Regions from separate parts of the Homo sapiens genome. Here region 2 is linked to region 1. The links are chromatin loops, found by intact Hi-C in ENCODE. Cell type or tissue: gastrocnemius medialis. All regions are shown on one strand. Links, peaks and the distances in the headings refer to the core of each region. The heading gives the core; the rest is flanking DNA. Region 1 has its middle 12 kb from the start of LINC00887. Region 2 holds the start of LINC02028 (long intergenic non-protein coding RNA 2028).

Evidence for each region. Hi-C counts contacts between places; a loop is a spot of excess contacts. Peaks named below come from ENCODE experiments on the same cell type or tissue, not always from the same donor. Only the 100,000 strongest peaks of a DNase experiment are listed, where the experiment ranks them.
Region 2: it touches region 1 in a loop (5-fold over the local background); 19 of 110 quality-filtered maps call a loop at or near these places.

What each region holds. Positions count from the first base shown.
Region 1 is chr3:194,318,232-194,330,556 of GRCh38, reverse strand. No RefSeq gene overlaps it. Among named protein-coding and RNA genes, the nearest start is that of LINC00887, 12 kb to the right of the region's middle. RefSeq lists enhancers at 7,155-8,354, 9,523-9,817 and a silencer at 9,523-9,817. In gastrocnemius medialis, for the core only: no CTCF peak of the experiment used is centred there; DNase peaks (open chromatin) are centred at 6,136, 6,556 and 7,605; H3K4me3 peaks cover 550 bases; H3K27ac peaks cover 1,306 bases; H3K27me3 peaks cover 100 bases.
Region 2 is chr3:194,059,924-194,072,248 of GRCh38, reverse strand. LINC02028 (long intergenic non-protein coding RNA 2028) reads left to right here and starts at 1,279. Exons shown (of 3, transcript NR_136179.1): 1 at 1,279-1,427. LOC102724877 reads right to left here and starts at 2,160. Exons shown (of 6, transcript XR_002959666.2): 1 at 1,974-2,160. RefSeq lists a silencer at 1,082-1,261 and an enhancer at 9,187-9,687. In gastrocnemius medialis, for the core only: a CTCF peak has its summit at 6,989; a DNase peak (open chromatin) is centred at 7,028; H3K27ac peaks cover 1,841 bases.

The sequences.
Region 1 (12,325 bases), core at 4,172-8,171:
GGTGGCCTCAGAGGATTCCCACGTGGGTGAAGTTGTCAGCATCTCACTGCCACTCTGTGCAACAGCTGAAAATGACTGAACGGCCCTGCTTTGCTTTCAGCCAGCCCTGCTGAGGCTTCGCCACCCTCAGGAGCATTGAGTGTCATTGTAGCCACTGAGCTCCATGACCACGCTCTCAACCCCCCAACCTCTCTGCAGCCAACAACACTCAGCCTGCAGCCACACCCCCATCAACCTCCTGTGTGCGCGCCAGCCCTCGATGACAGCGTTTCACATCCCCAGGTCCTTTCAGGCCACCATGACCCTCAAGCTGCAGCCCTCCTCTCACCTGCAACCGTGTCCAGAATGCCAGTCTGTGGGGTCTTCTTGCCACGGTTCCAGTGAAATACAGATGATCCAGCCCTTGAGACTTCAACTTACAATTTTCTGACTTTATGATAGATTTACTGGGGTATTAAATGCATTTTTGACTTATATTTTGGACTAACAATGAGTTGATCAGGATGTAACCCCATCATAGGCCTGTAAACCTCTCTTTGCCTGGACTTCGAGTTCCTCTCCAAAAAGGAGCCCACAGCCACCATGCACGCTGAGCCCATCCAAGAAAGAAACGCCCACTCACTGCACGTCCCGGGGAGGTGCCCACAGTCACACCCTCCCTCCCTCCCGTGTAACCTTTCCAACAACAAATTCCCATGTGCTTTCGCCTGCCCCAGTTGTCAGCAGCACAGAAAACACTTGGGAGACAGCATCAGTGACCCTGTCATTACAGTCAACACACCTGCTGGAGTTTGCTCTTGCACCTGTCCCCAGCACTCAGCTGCTCTGTGGCCTTCGCCAGCTGTGCCCATCAGCCAGGCACCAGAGGCTGCCCCTGAGCCCCAGAGATCAGGAAAGTTGCAGGGGAGGGAGCAAGCCCCAGCACAGAACTCTTCCTACACAAGGAATCCCAGGGAGTCCTCCCAGGACGAAACGGACACGTACCTCCTCCTGCCCTCAAGAGGGGACGTGCAACTTCTCCAGAGAGGAGAGGGGACATCTGGGTGAGACTTGGGGGCTGAATGGGGGGGATTTGCATTCAACCCCTGGACTGATTTTAGTTTTGCTCTGACATATGTAAGCCGCCATTTTTTTTGGTGTGTGATATTGTTTTCACATCTGAGCAGCTGGCACACTTGTGAAGTCTTCTGGAGTCTTAAAAACTGGATCTAAAAGTTGGAAATCGGCATATGCTAATAAATGTCAAGCCACGGCCCTAGGGCATTTGCGGTAAGTACTATTAGACTCACTGCATTCACCCACAAACACATCCCATAGCTAAATTAAAATATAAGAACGAACTCAATACGATGTTTGACTATCCAGCCTCTACACTGTCCTCAATAGAGCTCTAAGCCAGGGAAATAAAAATACCTCCTCAGCAGCCAAAATGAATTTCCAGTGCCCGAAATGAAAGCTCATGCATCCGCTCCAAGGAACATTCCTCCTTTCAGAATCTGTTCACCTTCACAACAGACAGGGGCTATCACGTTTGGTTACGTGATTTCAAGGCGATAGCAGATTAAAGACAAAAATGATCAGTTGGAGGAAGGTAACGGTCCTGCTGGAGGAAGACTTGCTAACAACTAAGAAAGTGATAGAAAAATGGCAAAATCAGACACGAACTCCCAAAGAACAGCTGGGCCATTTCACGGAGGGTACCTGGTAGCTTCCGAGGGCAGCACGCTACTCCAGCACAGGTAAGAGCTGAGGGAAATAACGATGACCCCAGCTACCTTGGAAAAGGTAACATCAGGTATAATACTGTCTCAGTTTGCATTCCCGTGAAAGCAGAGCTTGGTGCGAGGGCTTGGATGCAGTTTAATTGGGCGATGATCCCAGGGAGCAGGACCATGAGATGCGGAAGGGGGAAAACCGGTAGAGAAAAACGTGCTGGCTGTGGTGGCTGCTGTGGGGCCTTCCTGGGAAGCATCCAGAAGGTCTCCAGGGCTGCCTTCCTGAAGCACAGGAGGCGCGCATGCCTCCACCGGCTCCCACCGCCAGCTTCCACTCCCCACGCTTCGGCGCTCAGGCAAAGGGGCATCGGGGAACGCCACCGGGCAGAGACATCAGAGAGCTGGGCCGGGAGGTGGGAGATGGGGTGGAACCGCCCTGTACAGTGGCTGCTGAAAAGAGCAGGGGCTGAAGGCATCTGCTGCAATTACCCTCTGTTCAAAGCAGCAGCAGGCAACTCTTACACGCTGAGTTACACTCTTCCACTCTAATTCCACTCAAAGGACTGTACGTGCTAAATGTTTCATACTTGACAGGCAAGTCCTCAGTTATCCAGGGGTGACTCAGAGCAGACTAACGTCCACAGAGGGCCCTGGGTGAAAGAGGCGGTCTTGGCCACGCTGGGACAGGTGCGCTCTGCGGATGCGCGTGTGAGGGCGCCGTGCCACAGTGACCCGCATGAGTGTGAGCTGTTTGAAGGGGAGGTACCAGAGGACTTTTCATTTCTGCTGGCTTCAGCCACACCGTTGTGTGGTTGTGTGTGTGTGGTGTGTGTGGTTGTGTGTGTAGTGTATGTGGTGTGTGTAGCTGTGTGTGGTGTGTGTGGTTGTGTGTGTGGTTGTGTGTGGTGTGTGGTTGTGTGGTTGTGTGTGTGGTGTGTGGTTGTGTGTTGTGTTGGTGTGTGTGGGTGTGTGTGGTGTGTGGTTGGTTGTGTGGTTGTGTGTGTGGTGTGTGGTTGTGTGTTGTATGTTTGTGTGGTGTGTGGTTGTGTGTGGTGTGTGGTGTGTTGTGTGGTTGTGTGTGGTGCGTGTGGTGTGTGGTTGTGTGGTATGTGTGGTTGTGTGTGGTATGTGTGGTGTGTGGTTGTGTGGTGTGTTATGTGTGGTTGTGCGTGGTATGTGTGATTGTGTTGTGTGTGGTTGTGTGGTTGTGTGTGGTGTGTGTGGTTGTGTGTGTTGTGTGTGTGGTATGTGTGATTGTGTGTGTGGTGTGTGGTTGTGTGGTGTGTGTTGTGTGTGTGGTATATGTGACTGTGTGGTTGTGTGCTGTGTGCTGTGTTGTGTGTGTTGTGTGTGTGGTTGCGGTGTGTGGTTGTGTGGTGTGTGTGGGGTTGTGTGTGCTGTGTGTTGTGTGGTTGTGTGTTGTGTGTGCGGTTGTGTATGTTGTGTGTGGTGTGTGGTTGTGTGTGGTGTGTGTTGTGTGTGGTTGTGTGTTGTGTGTTTGTGTGTTGTGTGGTTGTGTGTGGTGTGTGGTGTGTGGTTGTGTGGTTGTGTGTGGTTGTGTGTGGGGTTGTGTGGTTGTGTGTGGTGTGTGTAGGTGTGTGTGGTTGTGGTGGGTGTGGTTGTGTGGTGTGTGGTTGTGTGTGTTGTGTGTGTGGTTGTGGTGTGTGTGGTTGTGTGTGGTGTGTGGTGTGTGGTTGTGTGGTTGTGTGTGTGGTGTGTGGTGTGGTTGTGTGGTATGTGTGGTTGTGTGTGGTGTGTGTGGTTGTGTGGTGTGTGGTCGTGTGGTGTGTGTTATGTGTGGTGCGTGGTATGTGTGATTGTGTGTGTGATTATATGGTGTTGTGTGTGGTTGTGTATGGTTGTGTGTGTGGTGTGTGTTGTGTGTGTGGTTGTGTGTGGTGTGTGGTTGTGTGGTTGTGCGTGGTGTGTGGCTGTGTGTGGTGTGTGGTTGTGTGTGGTGTGTGGTGTGTGTGTGGTTGTGTGTCTGTGTTGTGTGTGTGGTTGTGTGTGGTATGTGTGATTGTGTGTGTGGTTGTGTGGTGTGTGTGGTATGTGTGACTGTGTGTGGTTGTGTGGTGTGTGCTGTGTGTTGTGTGTGGTGTGTGCTGTGTGTTGTGTGTATTGTGTGTGTGGTTGCAGTGTGTGGTTGTGTGGTGTGTGGTTGTGTGTGTTGTATGTTGTGTGTGGTTGTGTGTTGTGTTGTGTGTGTGGTTGTGTGTGTTGTGTGTGGTGTGTGGTGTTTGTGGTTGTGTGTGGTGTGTGTGGTTGTGTGGTGTGTATTGTGTGTGGTTGTGTGTGCGGTATGTGTGATTGTGTGTGTGGTTGTGTGGTGTGTGCTGTGTGTGTGGATGTGTAAGTGCAGTGTCTTCTCCATCCCTCCTTCGGGCGAGGCTCCTCCTCTGCCCGAACCTTTTCCTTTAACCATGTGCTCCGTGCTCCATTCCACTTGCTCTTCTCCCTGGCTGATGTTATCCTCAGAGCCCTTCGGTTTGTTCCACACACGTTTCCTGGTGTCTTAGGTCAGGCTCCCCGGAGGCAGTCGTTAAGGGCCCAGACGCAGGTGATTTATTGAAGGGAGATGATCCCAGGAGGAACTAGTAAGGAGGCCGGGAGTGCGCAGCCCGGGTGGGCTGGGGGAAGCCACGCTGGTACAGTTTCCCGGGAAGAACAAGCCCTAGCTAGATCCCGCAGGAAAGTTCTGGAGTATAAATTATTTCTCAGAGTTTGCCCCAACTCAGGCAAGGGAGCTGGGCTTTTAGACCCCTCCCCAGTCCGCCACGGCTAAAGGCTGCTCCCCACTTCCCTGCAATGGCCTGAGGACAGGGCCCCAAAGCAAGTCGCAGGCGCCTGGGTTAGCCATGGAAGCCCCCCGGGGCTGGGGAAGGGCCGGACGCAGGAAGGGGTCCGGTGGGGGGCTTGCAGGAGCACCACCAGGGTCCACCACAGGCCCCCTCTGTGTGGCCCTGGACTGGGGCGTGGCTTCCCCGTGTGTGCCCTCTGTCCCCTCGGGGAAGGACTGGATTTGGTTACTTCTTCCCCAGACGCACCGTACTCTGGACGGATGGGCCCCCATCTGACCCTGTGACCTTCAGAAGTCACTGCCTCTTTGGAGTTCAGTTCCCCAGATGTAAGGGGGTTTGACTCTGGAAGACCCCTCCCTCCTGCCACCCTGTGGCCACAGAAGCTTAACTTGATGGAGTGGGGGTACTGATAAAGAGTGCAATGCCTAGGGACCATTTGGTGAGCCTTTAGATAGCTTTTATCCAGAGAGATGTGATGAAAATCCTATTAGAAGGCTGATGAGATCACGGAATTATCTCATTAGCTGGTAGAGTGGGGACATGTGAGCATTTTACAGAAATCAAATCCCAAGAGTTCAGGAGAGAGCTTGTGAGTGAGGAAGTGTGTGTGTGTGTGTGTGTGTGCATGTAAATATGTGTGGTGTGTGTAGTATGTGGGGGGTGTGGTGTGTGAGTGTGCGTGTGGTGTGTGTGGTGTGTGTAGTGTATGTGGTGTATGTATGTGTGGTGTGTGTGTGTGATGTGTGTATGGTGTGTGTGGTGCATGTGGTCTGTGTGGTGTATATGTGTGTGGTGTGGTGGTGTATGTGTGTGGGGGTGTATGTGTGTGTGTTGTGTGGTATGTGTGGTGTGTATCTGTGTGGTGTGTGTGTGGTGTGCGAGTGTGCATGTGTGTGTGGTATGTATGTGGTGTGTGTATGTGTTTGGTGTGTGTGTAGTGTGTGATGTGTGTGGTGTATGGTGTGTGTGTCTGGTGTGTGTATGGTGTGTGTGTAGTGTGTGTATGTGGTGTGTGGTGTGTGTGGTGTGCATGTGTCTGGTGTGTGTGTATGGTATGTGTGTCTATGTGGGGTGTGTGGTGTGTGTGCGTATGTGGTGTGTGGTGTGTGTGTATGGTGTGTGTAGTGTGTGTGTATGTGGTGTGTGTGGCGGGTGTGTTTTGTATGTGTAGTGTGTGTGTATGTGGTGTGTGTGTAGTGTGTGTATGTGGTGTGTGTGTAGTCTGTGTGTCGGTGTGTGTGTGTGTGTGTGTGTGTATGTGGTGTGTGGGTGTATGTGTCTGGTGTGTGTGTGTGTGTGTGTGTAGTGTGTATGTGTGTGTGTGTGGTCTGTGTGTCGGGTGTGTGTGTGTATGGTGTGTGTGTGTAGTGTGTATGTGGTGTGTGTGTGGTCTGTGTGTCGGGTGTGTGGGTGTATGGTGTGTGTGGTGTGTGTGTATGTGGTGTGTGGGTGTATGTGTGGTGGTCTGTGATTTTAGGTGGATGTTTTAGGGTGGTGAGAGTTGGAGCCTCAGAACCAAGGGCGTGGACATAAGGTCCCTGCCGCTGAGGGCGGGACAAAAGGAGTCTGAGCGGAAGAGCTGCCTTATATGTCGGCTTTTGCCCACTCACATTGCAAAGAACACAAGAGCAGCCTGGGCACAGGGTGAGTCGCTGCTGCATGGCGGAGGGCAGCAGTTGCTGTGTGGCATCGTTTCTGGTACAGAGTCCACCATGACCGGATCAACAACGGGGATGGAACTCAGCTTTCTGGAGCCGGTCTTGAGAGGGGTGGGGTTTTGAGTGATGGGAGTCTTTTTCAGCCTGCCTCCAGCATCCAGAAAGTACATTGGCAGGACACGGGGACCTTGCGAGGCAGTGTGCTCCTGGCTGACCCACTCCGTGCCTGGGAAGGGACACTGCGCCCCAAAGAACGCTTGGGGCCGTGGTCGGGTCACGCGGAAGCCTGAACGCCAAGCAGTCATCAGGCGAGATTGATGGCAGAGGAGTGGTTTGGGGGAGGCCCGGGTGGCCTGCTGCAGCTTCACCGCTGTTATTTATGGCCTCGCTGAGGCGTCAGTGACTGGGTTGACAGCTCGCTGTAAGCTGACCTGGCTGGCGCACTGCCTGCAGCCTTCTGCCTGCCCATCCCTCGGCGTGAGGAATGTCAGCCTCGGAGACAGTGACCAGACGCAGTAGGTGTGGAAGGACGGGTTCCAGAATCCTCACCCCGAGACCTCTTTATCCGGAGAGAGGCGTGTGTGCGTGTGTGGACACATGCTTGTACCCCCTCCTATTTATACAAGCAGACATTTGTGACAGAGACACAGCGCAGCTAACTTGATTCTGACTTTTGGTACAGGGGAAATGAGCACAAATAATCCCAAATAATAAGTAAAATCCCAAAGCAGTTCCTGGGGGATGCAGTTGATTCAGGAAATGGGCATTGAAGGGATTTCGTTTTTGTCTTTGTGATTTGTTTTTGCTGTGTGTGGGGGGGGGTTTATTTTTTATTTATTTATGTTTTTTGAGATGGAATCTCACTCTGTCCCCAGGCTGGAGTACAGTGGCGCGATCTCGGCTCACTGTAACCTCCGCCTCCTGGATTCAAGCGATTCTCCTGCCTCAGCCTCCTGAGCAGCTGGGACTACAGGCGTGCGCCACCACGCCCGGCTAATTTTTGAGTTTTTAGTAGAGACAGGGTTTCACCACGTTGGCCAGGATGGTCTCAATCTCTTGGCCTCGTGATCTGCCCGCCTCGGCCTCCCAAAGTGCTGGGAGTCTGCTAGGACTGAATCTGAAAGACTGGAGAAAGTAAGACGTGTGGGAATGGGGAAGGAGATTCCAGGTCGGGGGTGGCGTCTACTGCAGGCCTGGGTGTTGAGGAAGCACAGAGTTTGGGCAACTACAGGCGGTTGCCTGGTGTGGAGCAGCTTGTGCTGGAGGCAGGGGTTGGTGATGACGAGGAAATCGAAGCCCAGAGCGCATCATTCACTTGCTCAAAGTCACACAGCTTTGCCGTCAGAACTGGGGTGATGCTGTGGGCGTGACAGCCTCTCCAGGCCAGCTCTGTTTCCCGCACACTATCCTCTCTCCCCTCCCTGAGGCTGGCACATCCCCGAATCACCCGATACCACCTTGCCCTGCCCCACCCAGGAGGCTCAGCTCGCGGACAGAGTGACTCAGGCATTAATCAGCTTTTCCCTGGGTTGAGAAAACCTGAGACAGAGAGCTACAGTCGCGCCTGCCACATCTACCTCCCCAGCCATCCTACTCTCTATGCTGCTGCAAACTAGACATTCCTTCCTGGAGGGACCTCTCGCTTCCCATCTTCAGATCAGGACGCACGGTCTCTTCTCCGCAGCTGCTTCCTCTGGTGTTCCTGTGCTCCTGTCGGCCCGCTGCTCCCACACACATGCCCATTCTTCTCGGGCTGGCTTGTATCTCAGGGTTACGCTCCCCAGGTCCCTTGCTCCAGGTAGGTTTGGCCAATAGCAGGTGAGGAGAGGGTGGGCGGAGGGGAGACGCCGGGGCATTTCCTCCCCTGGGTCCCTGCTCTAGGAAGCATCTCTAGCAGGGCTTGCGCCTCCCCGGCGCCAGTTCCCACTGCGCAGGTCTGCTGTGGCTTCTGCCTGGTGGGCAGCTCCCGGCCTCCGGGCTCCACCTGCTTCCCTTTTCTGTCCCTCCTGCTCCAAATGGTGCAGCGCCGTCCTCCCATTGCTCACCTCGGGGCTGCTCACCATCTCGTTTGCCTTCTCAGTTTTTATACCACCGATGCAACCAGTCCCCTGGATTAAACTCCCTCTGTTGGAAATACTAGCATGGTTCCTGATGGGCCGGGCCCCTGGCTGATACACTTCCTTCTAGGAGGATGGCACCGGGTCAGAGTGTTCAGACTTGTTGACGTCCCTCCCCCCACTCAATTCGTCACTGAGCCAGAAGACTGAGCCTTGGGAATGTCTCTGAGCCCACCCCACCTCTCCTCTCTGGCAGCAGCCTTGGGCGAGTCCTGCCCTGGTCAACCCCAGCAGCCTCCCACCAAGGCCAGCCCAGCAGCCCACCCTCCCACGGCTGCTCAAGCCCACCAGGCCATGCTTTAGACGAGGCTCTGTAACTTTGCAAATCAAGCATGCACCGTAGGACCAGCCTTTCCACTCTGCTCCCAAGCTGCCTTCCAGCCCTGTGCCATCCTCTACACACCCCTCCCCCCGCTGTACACCCCACACCCCATTACCAGGCTACCAGTCACTTCCCAAACACACCCTGCACACTGGTCTGCTCGCTGTCTGCTTTGCCTTGTCAGTTTTTGTACCACCTATATCTATGCAGCCAGTCCCCTGGATTAAATTCCCTCTGTTTGCAATACTAGTGGGCTTCCTGTTGTGCTGGACCCCTGGTGATATATTTCCTTCTAGGAGGATGGCAGCAGGTCCTCTGCCTGCTCGTTCATGCTGTTCCCTCTGCCTGAACTGCCTCCCCCTCTTTTTTTTTTCTGAGATGAAGTCTCCCTCTGTTGCCCAGGTTGGAGTGCAGTGGCTTGATCTCAGCTCCCTGCAACCTCTGCATCCCAGGTTCAAGCAATTCTCTTGCCTCAGCCTCTGAGTAACTGGGATTACAGGTGCCCACCACTATGCTCAACTAATTTTTGTATTTTTAGTAGAGATGGGGTTTCACCATGTTGGCCCAGCTGGTTTCAAACTCCTGACCTCAATTGATCCGCCCACCTCAGCCTCCCAAGGTGCTGGGATTACAGGTGTGAGCCACCATGCCCAGTTGGCCCTCTCTTTTTTACTAGTAAAAAGTCTATTGATTCTTTTGATTCTTTAAGACCTACAGCAATTGCTGCGTCCTCTAGGATGAAACACATCACTACCCATTCTGCTTTCCTTGGCCGTCTGTCCCTGCCTCTGTGAGGGCCCTTCTCACAGGCGATGTGAATGTCTCCAGGACTGGGACCCTGTCTCAGCCCTCGTGTACCCAGATTCCTAGCACCGAGGCCAGCCCTCACACAGGAACTCAGGAAATGTTGACTGGAGTGGAAAGTGCACCTTGAAATCACCTCACCCCCGACCCCAGTCCCTTGGAGACGGGGCGTGCTCCCAGGCTCCTTTTCTGTTTGAACAGCCAACCAGAGAATGAGGGGCCTCCCCTGTCCTAACCCCAGGGCTGTGCATTTCTGTGACATTCTCAATGATCCTGGTTAATGTTTAATTCCAGTTTCTTTGTTTTCTGTAAAGTTGATAACAGAGTGGTGTAGCAGAGAATGTAAAAGACCAAGACCCACAGCAGGAAAACAAATACGCACCCCGTTTTTACTTAATAATTAAAAGTTAGTCATTTCCCAGAGCTTTTTGGGAATGAATGGAAATGAATTCAGAATGTTAAAATCCAGCCCTGCAAAATGCTATAACCATATAAAGAGCATTCATGATGCTTGCATCACAGGCCCCAGGGCTGGTTTTGCACACCAGCCATGTGCTGGCCTCTACAAAGATTCTGTCTTCCTGAAACTTCCATCAGTGTCTGACTCCTGCATCACAACACAGATGGCTTTTCTGCGGGATCCTGGATAAAGCCTGAGCTCATCAACCTTAACTTCAACACCCTCCCTCCTGGCCCTTTTCAACCTTTTCAACCTTGGCTGTCTCCGTGGGAACCCTCTTTTCCAGCCAGACATCCTGTTTACAGATCTCAGATGGGCCATGGGGCGGGTCTCACTCCTGCCCTCTTTGAGGACAGGGTAAAGGAGTGGTTAGGAGTATGAGGTCCAAATTCGGGCAGGCCAGGGTTCATGTCCAAGCTCCATCATATCTAGGCTGGGATAGCCACACCACCTCCAGGAAGCCTGCTCTGGTTTTCCTGACCCATGGCCATGCATTTCTCCAGTGTCTGCCTGCTCCAAGTGTCATCACTGCCTCCGTGGCATTGAAACCTCGTCAGTCTTGTGATATCTATTTCTCTGTCCCTTATTCATGTGTTTGTCTAGTTTCTCCATCTGGACTCTAAATGCTGTGCCCACAACAGGCTATTATGGGTCTCTGTGTGTCCCAGACTGCCCGCATGAATAATGGCTGATATGGCTTGGATTTTTGTCCTCTCCAAATCTCATGTTGCAATGTGATTCCCAGTGTTGGAAGTGGGGCCTGCTGGGAGGTGAGTGGATCATGGGGGAAGATCCCTTAAGAGTAGGTTAGCACCATCCTCTTGGTGATATGAGTTCTTGCTCAGTTAGTTCATGTGAGATCTCGTTGTTTAAGCATCTGGGACCTCCCCTTTCTCTCTCTCTTGCTCCCACTCTCACCATGTGATGTGCCTGCTCCCCTTTCTTCTTCCACCATGAGTGGAAGCTTCCTGAGGTCTTTAGCAGAACCAGATGCTGGCACCATGCTTCTTTTACAGCCTGCAGAATTGTGACCCAATTAAACCTCTTTTCTTTATAAATTTCCCAGTCTCAGGCATTTTTAATAGCAATGCACAAACGGACTAACACAGAAAATTGGTATAGTGAATAGAGTATCGCCATAAAAATACCTAAAGATGTGGAACTGAGTAACGGGCAGAGGGTGGAAGAGACTGGAGAGCTCAGAAGAAGACAGGAAGATGAGGGAACGTCTGGAACATCTATGGTTGTGACAAAAATGCTGATAGAGATATGGACAGTGAAGTCCAAGCTGACAAAGTCTCAGATGGAAATGAGAAAGTTATTGGGAGCTGAAGCAAAGATCACCTGTGTTATTCCCTAGCAAAGAGCCTGGATGGATTGTGTTCATGTCCTAGGGGTTTGTGGAAGGTTGAACTTATTTGGTGGCAGCTGGCAGAAGAAATTTCTAAGTATCAAGAAGTGACGTGGCTGCTTCTAACAGCCTACGATCAGATATGGGTGTAAAGAAATGACTTAAAGTTGGAACTTATACATGAAAGGAAGCAGGGCATAAAAGTTCGTAGCCTAGCCATGCAGCAGGGAAAGAAGAAGCATTTTCAGGAGCGGAATCCAAGCAGCCAGTGTAGCAATCATTTGCTAGAGACATTAGCATGACTAAAAGGGAGCCAAATGCTAATATCCAATACAATGGGGAAAAGTTCTCAAAGGCATTTCAGAGGTCTTGGAGATAGCTCTTCCCATCTCATGCTCAGGGGCCTAGGAGGAAAGAATGGGTTCAGGGGCCAGGTATGGGGCACTGTTGTCCAGTTCAGCCTCAGGACACTGCTTGCCACATCTCTGCTGGCTCAAAAGACCCCAGGCCCAGGTACAGCTCCAGTTGCTGCTTTGGAGAACGCAAGCTGCCATAAGCCTTGGCAGTTTCCACTTGGTGTTAAGCCTGCAGGCACACAGAATGTAAGTGTGAAGGAGGCTTGGCAACTTCCACCTAAATTTCAGAGGATGAATCAGCAAGCCTAAGGTGGCTGCCCAGGCAGAAGCCTGCTGCAGGGGTGGAGCCCCCACCAGAGAAACTCTACTAGGGCAGTGTGGAGGGGAAATGGGGGTTGGATCCCCCACACAGACCCCCCACCAGGACACTGCCTAGTGGAGCTGTGGGAAGGTGGCTGATGTCCTCCAGACCCCAGAATGATAGAGCCACTGACAGCTTGCATACTGAGCATGGAAAAGCCACAGGCACTCAACTCCAACCCATGAGAGCAGCCACAGGGCTAGACCCAGAAAAGCCACAGGGGCAGTGCTGCTCAAGGCCTTGGGGGCCCATCCCTTGAACCAGTGCACCCAGGATGCAGGACATGGGATCAAGGATCATTTTGGAGCTTTAAGGTTTAATGACTGCCCCAATGGGTTTCAGACTTGGGTGGGTCTGGTAGCCCCTTCCTTTGGGTCAAT
Region 2 (12,325 bases), core at 5,280-9,279, 260 kb after region 1:
GATGCTCACTCACACCAGGCTCTGGGCTGGAGTCGAGGCATAAGCACTGCCTTGACTCCCGCCCGGCCTACCATGTCCAATGGTGGGAGGGGAGATGACGGGGATGTCCCCGCTTCCCCATTCCCCATCTCTTTGGCGGTTCCTATCTGAATCTAGAAGTGCAAAGCCACCCCTAGCAAGCTACTTCTCCTAGTCGCTTTCCTCCTTGTAAACTGGGGGTGCCAACATCCCCCCCTTACTTCAGGGGCCTTTCAAGAATGTACAGAGTGGCTGGGCGCGGTGACTCATGCCTGTAATCCCAGCACTTTGGGAGGCTGAGGTAGGCGAATCACCTGACAGGGTCAGGAGTTCTAGCCCAGCTTGGCCAACATGGCGAAACCCCGTCTCTACTAAAAATACAAAAATTAGCCGGGCGTGGTGGTGGGAGCCTGGCACGAGAATCGCTTGAACCTGGGAGGCAGAGGTTGCAGTGATCACGCCACTGCACTCCAGCCTGGGCGACAGAGAGACTCTGTCTCAAAGAAACACCACCAAAGAATGTACGGAGTGGGAGTCAGGAGCTTTGGAAAGCGTATTGGCCAGTTGTTGCATAGGTGCGTTACGTGAGCGAGCCAAGAAGGGCTCCCTACAGCATGTGTGCGCGCGTCCATTCATTTGTTCGTTCATTCGTTCATTCATTCAGTAATTCATTCATGCATTCGACATTTATTCAGCACCTGGGTGAGACACACACTGAGATTCAATAAACTGCTGATCAAAGTTGTGTCTAGACGTCCAAGGGTTAAGCCGCCGGCGCGGGCCCCTCTGCGTCCCCCTCCGCCCCCGCCGGGCGTGGGGAAGGCGGGAAGGCGGCGCGGCGGGTGCCAAAGTCGGAACCTGCTCGTCGGCAGCTCCCGGCGCTGCCTTGACTCGCAGCCAGGCCTGGCGCGGCCGCCGGCTGTGGAATGTGTGAGCGCCATGTGTCACCGCCCCAGACTGTGGGAAAACGCTGCTCCGCTCACCTCCCAGCAGCTGCCCCGCGCCCGCCCGGGCGGGAGCCGGGAAACAGGAGCCGCCTGCCGCGGAGGCCGCCCGGGGGCACTTCCGAGCGCGCGCCGCCTGCCCGGCCGCCCCCGCGCCCGCCGCGTCTCCCCGCCCACACCCCGCTGCCACCCGGCCCCGGGCGCCACCCGCGGAGCAGGCGGCGGGAGGGACAGCCCGGCACGGCCCCTTTCCTGCCCTTCACACCCCTTCTGCTTCTCAGGGGACGCTGGTCCACAGACCGAGGCCCCGTTGCGCGCGGCCGCCTTCGGAGCGCCGCCCTCCTCCCGAAACCGGCCGGGGCGAGTGGCTGCAAGAAGCTGCGGTTTGGCCCGCGGGAGAGGGGGGCTTCCCCGCTGGGGTTGTCTGACGCGAACGCCTTCCTGGCCCCAGCCAGGCGCCCTGAGGTCAGGCCCAGTGGTGAGAGAGCTCTGAACGGGAGGCCCCACGCTGCCTGCTCCCCCAAATCAGAAACAGCCTCCCCCACCGGGGCGAGGCAAGGGATCTGCACCACCCCACGCGCTCCCGCCTGCACGGTAGCCTAGAGCCTGGTGTGAGCGGGAATCACATGTGCTCACACATCACCCAGGCAAGGTCTTTGAAGCCCAGCCATGCGGGCAGACGTATTCAAGGTCACCCTGCTGGGTGGCGGCAGAGCTCCTGTTGGAATCCACGCTCAGAGGACCTTCTGCCGAGCCCCAGCCCCAAAGGCATGGCGCCCTTTCTCTGCAGCATGGTGCCCCTCGTCGAGTTCCTGCCCCATAGAGAAGTTGGGAATGGGGCAGACGGGGGTGGGGGGAAATCATGGGTCCTGGGACCCCGACAGCTTTGCCTAAACTCAGCCTCATGCTGCGAGACGTCCCAGTCCGTCACCTCAGCCTGATTTTCTGGGGGTGCCCCACCTGACAGGCCTGGTAGTGAAGCCCCCATTGTATCCAGCCCTCTACGAGCACCTGGCATTTGTGTGCCTTGTTCCGGCTTGCCACCTCCTCTGTGGAAGTCTTCCCAGATTTGCCCAATCATTGCTTCCCGGTTCTCCGGCGGCCTTTGACAAACGCCTGTTTATGACGTTTGTGGCCCCCTGTAACTCATGGCCTACCTGTCCTCTCCTCCCTTCCGGAGTTTCCTGAGGGCAGAGACTGTGTTGCCCTCCTTTTTGATTTCCACACAAATGATTATTTGAGAACTCTGCTTATGGCAGCTGCTCTGTTTGTTGGCTGAATGTTATGCAATTTACCACTGGCTAGGAATCTCACCAGATGTGTGACCTTGGGCAAGTTGCTTAATCTAAGCTTCGGTTTTCTCATCTGTAAAATGGAGATCAACTGATACTGCGTCTAAAGTGACTTGTATAGTGGCTGGCACAAAGCAGATGCTGTGTGTGTGTATGAATGATTGCTAAAATACCATAGACTGGTGGCTTAAACAATAGTCATTTATTTTCTCCTGGCTCTGGAGGCTGGGAGATCCAAGATCAAGATGATGGCGAATTAGGTTGTTAGTGAGGGTGCTCTTCCTGGCTTGCAGAAGGCTGTCTGCTCACTGTGTCGTCATGTGACCACAGAGAGAGAGCAAGTCTGTTCTTATGAAGACACCAATCCTATCAGATTAGGGCCCCACCCTTATGATCTCAGTTAACCTTAATTACTTCTATAAAGGCCAGGTCTCCAAATACAGTCACACGGGGAGCTAGGGCTTCAACCTATGGCTTTTGGGGGATACAGTTCAGTCCATAGCAGTGGGGAAAGGATGTGACTCAGTCTAGAGAGACTCAAGGAGGGAATGCTTAGATAGGAGCATGGAGGGCGTGCCTGGTGAAGGGAACAGTATGGCACAGCTTCAGAGGCAAGGGTGAGCCAGCAGCAAGGGGCTGGCTATGGCCGGTACAAAAAGCATGTGCTCGTGGGAAATAGGTAAGAGAAGCTTGGGGGTATGGCCAGAGTATGGAGGACTCTGAATGCTGGGTGTGTTCGAAGGGTTTTGAATGCTGAGTTTTTACTTGATGTGCCTGGAAGTAGTTGCTGAAGGCGGTTTGGGAGTGGAGGAATACATCCTTTAAAAAAAATTTTAAATTTATTTTAATTTTTAATTTTTGGGGGTACATAGTAGGTGGTACATATTTATGGGGTACATAAGGTATTTTGATACAGGCATGCAATGCATAATGACCACATCAGGGTGAATGGAGTATCCGTCACATCAAGCATTTAGCCTTTGTGTTACAAACAATCCAATTATACTCTTTCAGTTATTTTTAAGTGTATGATTCAATTATTTTTACGAGGCTGGGCTTGGTGGCTCAGCCGTGTAATCCCAGCACTTTAGGAGGCCGAGGTGGGCGAATCACCTGAGGTCGGGAGTTCGAGACCAGCTTGACCAACATGGAGAAACCCTGTCTCTACTAAAAATACAGAATTAACCGGGCGTGTTGGCGCATGCCTGTAATCCTAGCCACTCCAGAGGCTGAGGCAGGAGAATTTCTTGAACCCGGGAGGCAGAGGCTGCAGTGAGCCGAGATCAGCCTGGGCAACAAGAGCAAACCTCCGTCTCAAAAAAAAAATAATTATATATATATATATATATATATATATATATATATATATATATTTACTATAGTCACCCTGTTATGCTCACATATACTAGGTATTATTCATTCTTCCTATTTTTCGTACCCATGAACCATCCCCACTCTCCTATCAACCCCCTCATTACCCTTCCCAGCCTCTAATAACCATCCTTCTATTTTCTATCTCCATGAGTTCAATTATTTTAAATTTTAGCTCCCACAAATAAGTGAGAATGTGAAGTTTGTCTTTCTGTGCCTGGCTTATTTCACTTAACATAATGTCCTCCAGTTCCATTCATGTTGTTGGAAATGACGGGATCTCATTCTTTTTCATGGCTGAATAGTATTCGGTTGCATATATGTCCCATATTTTGTTTATCCATTTAGCCATGATGGACTCTTAGGTTGCCTCCAAAGCTTGGCTATTGTAACTAGTGCTGCAGTAAACATGGGTGTGCAGATGTCTCTTTGATAGACTCATTTCCTTTCTTTTGGGTATATACCTAAGAGTGAGATTGCTGAATCATATAATAGCTCTATTTTTAGCTCTTTGAGGAACCTCCAAACTGTTCTCCATAGTGGTTGTACGAATTTACATTCCTACAAACAGTGTACGAAGGTTCCCTGTTCTCCACATCCTCTCCAACATTTGTTATTGCCTGACTTTTGGATAAAAGCCAATTTAACTGGGGTGAGATGATATCTCATTGCAGTCTTGATTTGCTCCTTTGCTGTGCAGAAGCTTTTTAACTTGATGTGATTCCATTTGTCCAGTTTTGCTATGGTTGCCTTGCTTGTGAGGTATTAACTCAAGAAATCTTTGCCCAGTCCAGTGTCCTGGAGAGCTTCCCCAATGTTTCCTTTTGGTAGTTTCACAGTTCGAGGCCTTAGATTTAAGTCTTTATTCCATTTTGATTTGATATTTGTATGTGGTAAGAGACAAGGATCTAGTTTAATTCTTTTGCATATGGATATCCAGTTTTCCCAGCACCATTTATTGAAGAGAATGTCCTTTCCCTAATGTATGTTCTTAGCACCTTTGTCAAAAATGAGTTCACTGTGTATGTATGGATTTGTTTCTGGGTTCTCTGTTCTGTTCCACTGGTCTATGTGTGTCTGTTTTTAGGCCAGTACCATGCTGTTTTGGTTAATATAGCTCTGTAGTATAATTTAAAGTCAGGTAATGTTACTCCTCCAATTTAGTTCTTTTTGCTTAGGATAGCTTTGGCTATTCTGGGTCTTTTGTGGTTCCATATAAATTTTAGAATTGTTCTTTCTATTTCTGTGAAGAATGTCATTGGTATGCTGATAGGGATTGACTTAAATCTGTAGATTGCTTTGGATAGTATGGACATTTTAACAATATGGATTCTTCCCATCAGTGAACACAGAATATCTTTCCATTTTTTGTGTGTCTTCTTCAATTTCTTGCATCAATGTTTTATGGTTTTCATTATAGAGATCTTTAACTACTTTAGTTAATTCTTAGGTATTTTATTTTATTTGTAGCTATTGTAAATGGAATTAGTTTCTTGATTTTTTTTCAGATTATTCCCTGTTGGCATATAGAAATGTTACTGATTTTTGTATGTTGATTTTGTATCCTGCAACTTTACTGAATTTGTTGATCAGTTCTAAAAGTTTGTTGATGGAGTCTTCAGTTTTTCCAAATATAAGATCATATCATCTGCAAACAAGGATGGTTTGACACCATCCCTTCCAATTTGGAAACTCTATATCTCTTCCTCCTGTCTGATTGATCTAGCTAACACTTCCAGGACTATGTTGAATAACAGTAGTGAAAGTGGGCATCCTTGTCATGTTCCCAATCTTAGAGGGAAGGGTCTCAGTTTCTCCCCATTCAGTGTGACACTAGCTATGGGTCTGTTGTGTAGCGTTTTTATTATATTGAAGTATGTTCCTTCTACACCCAGTTTTTTTTTGAGGGTTTTTATCATGAAGAGATGATGAATTTTATCAAATGATTTTTCAGCACCAATTGAAATGATTGTATGGGTTTTGTCCTTCATTCTGGTGATACATGATGTATCACATTAATGGATTTGTGTATGTTGAACCATCCTTGCATCCCAGGGATAAATCCCACTTGGTCATCATGAATGATATTTTTAATTTGTTGTTGAATTTGCTTTTCTAGTATTTTGTTAAGGATTTTTATACCATTATTCATCAGAAATATTGGTCTGCAGTTTTCTTTTTTCAATGTGTTTTTGTCTGGCTTTTGGTATCAGGGTTGTACTGGCCTCATAGACTGAGTCTGGAAGTATTCCCCCTCCTCTATTTTTTGGAATAGTTGGAGCAGGAATGATATTAGTTCTTCTTTAAATGTTTGGTAGAATTCAGCTGTGAATCCATCAGATCCTGGGCTTTTCTTTTCTGGGAGACTTTTTATACAGCTTTGATCTCATTGTTTATTGTTGGTCTGTTCAGGTTTTGGATTTCTTCATGGTTCAGTCTTGGTGGGTTGTATGTGTCTAGGAATTTACCCATTTCTTCTAGATTTTCCAATTTATTGGCATATAGTTGCTCATAGTAGCCACTAATGATCATTTCAATTTCTGAGGTATCAGTTGTAAGTAAATCCTTTACAATGACATAGTAATAGTAAGGCTTTGAAAATGCTTCTCATGGGTGCAAGATATAGGAAATTCAACTCTAGTTTTCAGATGAGGGTACTGAGGTTGGGAAAATCAAGTGACCAGCCCTAAGTCACACAGCAGGTTAGTGGGGACCAGGATCAGATAGAGCAATTTCTGTCTCCACAGTGGACCCCCCAACCCCACCTTCTATTGCCCACCTTGGCCCTTGAGTACTAGGTGGGGAAAGGCGCTCAAGGAAGGTCCACTTGTTGGAGCTGTGGCCAGTGGATTGCAGGGCATGAGAACAGAAGCAAAAGCCACCTGGAGCCTACAGCAACATCCAGATGAGAACCCTGACCCCGCTGGGACAGGATCAGTCCACATGAAACTGTTAGGGAACAGTGGGTAGTGGATATGAATGGAGTCCTGAGGAATGGGGGATTTAGAATAAATGGGCAGGAAGAAATAAGAATGTTTTATATCTGTTCGGGTATTTTGGTTCCATTATCATGGCTGTTTAAGATGCTCCCTGAACCATACATTTATGTTAATGTTTTAAATAGTAATGCATCAAATGTGACCAAAATCTGAAGTACTAAAACAATATGACAGCACAGACAGAATGGCTGGAAGGTATTAAGTGTCTAGGAGCACTGGTTTTGCTGATAAGGCAAACTCTATGGGGCTGACTTATTGGTTAACTAGTCATTGTCTAGATGAAGAAACTGAGGCTTGGAAAGAATAAAAACTGCCTGAAGCCACACAGATGGTAAGTGGCAGAGCTGGTTGACTGCAGCTCCATCTGGCTTCAATATCTGTACACTTCCCACCCCTGACGCTGACACTGGGCCTGTGTGACACTTGGATATCGGGTATCCATGTGGTAACTATATTTTCCAAGCCCCAAATAGGGACACATGGTCTGACAAGTGTGAAGGTACTTATGGGGCAAGAGACTAGAAGGTTTTAAATTAGGCCTGTCCCAGCAAATCCAGGACATCTGGTCATCATAGATATCTAGGGGCTGCCCACACCCCTGGCACGAGGCAGGCTTTTGCCTTTTAATACTCTTTCCCATCTTGAATGCCCAAGGTCTATTTTTTGGTTTAAGCACATGCCACAGACAAGTGAGGGACATTTAAAAAGATCAAACAGCTGGAGAGAGATTGCAAGGGACATTCTTTTTAGGGAAGCCACAGCAGGGGAGAGGGCAGGAGAGGGCAAGGAAGTGGCAGAGGGTCAGAAGAGTAACTCACGGGTTCTAAATCCCAGGAGGTGTAGGGCATTGTGAGCTGAGGTCAGGTTAAGGCTGGGGACTTTTCCTCAGTATCAGGCCCATAGCTACCCACTTCTCCTCTCCCTTCCTCTTTCTCCATCTCTTCTCCTTGTTCTTTTCTCATTGTGAACTCTCACTACTCCCTCCTGACTCCGGCTTAGAGCAGAAGGAGCTGCAGCTGGCCTGAGGCACCTCAAGGAGGGGCGGCTGGTTTCTGTGCAGTGAAGACAACTTCCTGAAGAGCTATGTGACTGTGCTGAACCCGCTTCTGTAAAATGGGTTCACCAATAACAGGTTACTGTAGAATTATAGAGGATAGGGTGTAAAACTGTCCTATAAACGGTGAAGAATTGGACACATGTGGTGCTCAGTTTTGTATTCAGTGGGAGTTGGGGTCAATGTTATGTTGATATTGTTAGAATAACTGCCAGTCTTAGGAGCATTTATCAGTAGAGGCCTAACAGCAATAATGTGAGGTTGTGTGTTTGCTTCATTTGAAATGGTACAGTTGCCTGCTACTTCACAAATACAGGGAGAAGAAAGGAGAAGTGAGGTACAAGGCGGGTACGTGTGCATGTTTCAGTGTGTGTGTGTTTGTGTGTGTGTAGAGAGAGAGAGAGAAATGGAGGTACAATCTGGCATTTGTTAGAAATCGCACAATCATAGAACACTAGGGATGGGCCTTAAAGAATCTATCCTCTTCACTCTATGGACAGGGACACTAAAGCTCAGACAGAAAAAAGCTAATTTTCCAAGGTCAATCACTAGTCAGTTGGGGGCCACACGGGGCATGGTCTCCAGGTCTTCTGGTCCAAGTCCAAGGCTTCCATTGTCAGCCCATGCTCAGCCCTATTGTACAAACCACGATGTGCAAGGAGCAGTGGGGAGTCAGAGGGACAGATGTGACCTTTCGTGTCAGGGTGTCCCAGATTATTTGGGAAGGCCACACCTACAACCGTGACCCAGTCAAAGACGAGCCTGAAACAGTACTGACTGGGATGTAAGATCCAGGGATACACCTCAGGGACCTGTAAGAATGTAGGTGCAGGAGCAGCCATCCAGGCCTGGGTGGTAGGGGAAGACTTGAGGAAATAGCTGAAGGAGTGGACGTGGACAGTTAGAATAATAAAAAACAAGCAATTAAGTAACATTTCCTTCAAGTGATGCTTTTTGCTCCAATTCTTGCCTAGAGGTGGTGGTTTGGGATTTTACCAGCATCTCTCTTTGGAATTCAAATGTACCACCAGTACTTCGCTTTTCCTGAAAAGCCTAAGTTACAAATTGATAGCTTCTAAAACCTCTCTGCAAAGGGTTAAATGTCTGTGTTGGAAAAGAGAAACTCATCAGTTAATATCTACTTCTTAATCAGCCCAAGGTGCTGAAAAAAAGGCCATTCACCAAGTGGTTAGCAAAGCTAATTTGTCATTCTGGCATTTTGACCTACTGTGCTTTTAAGGCATTATTCTTCCACACATTTCAAAACCGTTATTCTTCCACACTGTAGTTTCTGTTGGAGAGAACCAATTACATCTTTCCCTACCATACACAATGGGATGTCCTTGACATTACTTACGGGGTTTTCCTTCTTATCTGGAAACTTGGTTGGAAACCTCTAGAGGAGCAGGGGACCCTCATTTATTCATCTCTACCCGCTCCATAGCACCTCCCATGAATCCTTGCCCAGGGCTGGCTCTGAGGAATCTTTTGTTGGATTTGAAATGATGATCATATCGGGTTAATTTCCAGCATTAACCATAAAAATTGGCTAGAGTTCAAAGCTGGTGGCATGCTCAAGTTACTGCCAAACCTCCTGCTCATTCCCTCCCACCCCCCCAGCCTCAAGTTGTGAGCAACTGAATTTATCAGCTGTGAAACTGGTTGCACTAATACCTCAGATGAATCTTCAATATAAGCTGTATCCCCTGCTGGGGCTTCTTGAGGAAGGTGACTGGATCTCACTCATCTTGGAACCTTTATGCTTAGCCCAGTGACTGCCTGGTACATAGAAAGTGCTCAATAAATGTTTATTGCATTAGACAGTAATTTTCGGCCGGGCGCGGTGGCTCACGCCTGTAATCCCAGCACTTTGGGAGGCCGAGGCGGACGGATCACGAGGTCAGGAGATCGAGACCATCCTGGCTAACATGGTGAAACCCCGTCTCTACTAAAAATCCAAAAAAATTAGCTGGGCGTGGTGGCAGGCGCCTGTAGTCCCAGCTACTCGGGAGGCTGAGGCAGGAGAATGGTGTGAACCCGGGAGGCAGAGCTTGCAGTGAGCCGAGGTAGCGCCACTGCACTCTAGCCTGGGCAACAAAACAAGACTCCGTCTCAAAAAAAAAAAAAAAGACAGTAATTTTCTAATTTCTTAGAAATTAGAAAAAACATTTTCATTAGGTTACCTCTCCCCTCAAACTCAGAGTACATATCATTACAGAAAAGAGAAAGGCCGGGGGTGTAGGGACAGAAAACACTTCCTGCTCTGGAAACTATACCATTAGCTCCTTTGTTCAAGTCGGCATTTCTGATCTGATACCTGTATTTCACACAAGAAATGACAACTTCCCTGATACTTCAAAGTCCTTTCTCATATCTAGGATGATTTTTTTAAATTTAATTTTTTAAAGCACAGACCCATCTTTGATCTATGCAGGGCAATGTATTTGGGTTGACAAGATGGTTTCCCTGTTTCTTCCTTTAGGCACACTTTCATCAGTATGTTCCTGCCTTGGTTTAGTCCTTAGATGATTTTTTTTTTTTTGGCCCAGAGTTTATCATGGACATTTACATTAGCAAGTATTTCTGCATCTTTTTGTGATTTTCATCTTTAGTTTATTAGAATAAGTCTCCCCACCTTCTTTGGATTTAATTTTATTTAAGAACATGATCTGGGGCTGCATATTCATTCATGTGAATATTAACTAATCCAGATGAACTTTACTGGAATGTAAATACTGTGGCTGGAAGGCAAGATCAAAACCATTCCCCAAACAGAAATGTTAATCTTTCTATGGCCAAGGGGAAACACAGCAGTTTAACATGCAAGCAATTTCATGCATTTTTACATTAAGTCATTAAGTAAAATCTTTTGTCTGTTTTGTATGGTTGAGATTATTTATAAGTAACAGGTAAAGGCCAAAGGTCCCCAGCATTGCTTGACCTGTTTGAATATCAGTCCATACCAAAGATGTTTGGAGAAATCACTGTTCCGACCACAGTGTCAACTAACACCAAAGGTAGTGTTTCATTCACCTTAAACATGTCACCAGAGGCTGAGTGAAACTACATGCTTGCTTCCATTTATATACATGGTCATTCGCCACTTAAGGATGGGGATACGTTCTGGGAAATGCATTGTTAGGTGATTTCATCATTGTGTGAACACACCATAGAGGGCACTTACACACACCTGGATGGTATGGCCTACTACACACCTAGGCTATATTGTACAGCCTATTGCTCCCAGGCCACAAACTTGTACAGCATGTCATCCACTGAATGCTGTGGACACTTATAACTCAATGGTAAGTATTTGTGTATCTTAACATATGTAAACATAGAAAAGGTACACTAAAAATATGGTGTTATAATCTTATGGGACTGCCTTCATATATGAAGTTCATCGTTGACTGAAACGTTGTTATGCACCACATGACACTGTGTGTGTGTGTGGGGGGGGTGTGTATGAGTACCTGTATATGCATATGTAAAACCCAAAACTTCAGTGAAGTGTGTATGTGAGGTTTGTGTGTGTGCATGATGTGGCAGTGGGGAGATGGGTCCCTTAGGGTCATGCAAACCAGCAAAGCAGAAGCTTACGTTTAATGAACATTTAAAATATTATAGACATTTACTTACAAAACAAACGCTAGATTTCTTCTGTATATCAAGAAATCAGTAGATCCTTCTATATAGGAAAACTAAATCTTTTTTGATTGATAAGAGTGTTTGGGCTTTCCCTGGGCACTTATGTCATTGGATCACATTTAGATGGAGTGCCTTGGAAAGTTTGACATCTCTCATAGATGCCAACATGAGAGACTAATCGTACATAAAATAGCCTAGAGCCACTGGGGATTCAAATGGCTCCGGCCTGACCTCTTATCCTGACTTTCATACTTCTACCACCTCCAGCTCAGACCAGTCTCTTAGGCTGGGTCTAACACAAGCCAGTTCCAAAGAATGGGCATTATCCCTGGGTTAAATAAATATTTTATGTGATTTATTTCACTTGGCCAATCAATTATTGGATCAGATTGACCTAGAACCTTCTGGTTCTTATAGTACTATTCTGTCTCTGTCCCTTAGGAAAGGATCAGCAACAACACACACGCACACACACACAAACACACACACACACACACACAAACACACATACACTTAACAGCATTTTGAAGCTTTGGTGAGACACCTTAACTTATTTAAGCAAAATACACAATTAAATAGAGTGAAAGCTCACATCTGTTTTGAGATTGACTCTGGTAGCGCTAGTCTTATTGGATTTTATAAAAAGTAATTCCAGTTATGGTAACTACATTTATAAAAGCACAGCTGGGGTGGATGAAACTGGAGTCGTTCACTAGGTTAGATCAATATTCAACCCTGGCTACACATTCACCTGGGGAGCTTTTGAAAAATGCTGAGGCCTGGGCCATACTTCAAGCCAATGAAAGCAGAATCTCTGGCTGCGAGGCCTAAGCATCTGTATTTTTAAAAGCTCCTCCAGGAGATTTTAACGTTGAGAACCACAGAGTTAGATGAATAGAAGCAGGGAGTCAGGAAAGGGGTGATTAATACTATGCCATGCCAGTGATGGACCAAAGAGCTTAAGCTTTTTTTTTTTTTCTTAGATGGAGGTTCGTTCTT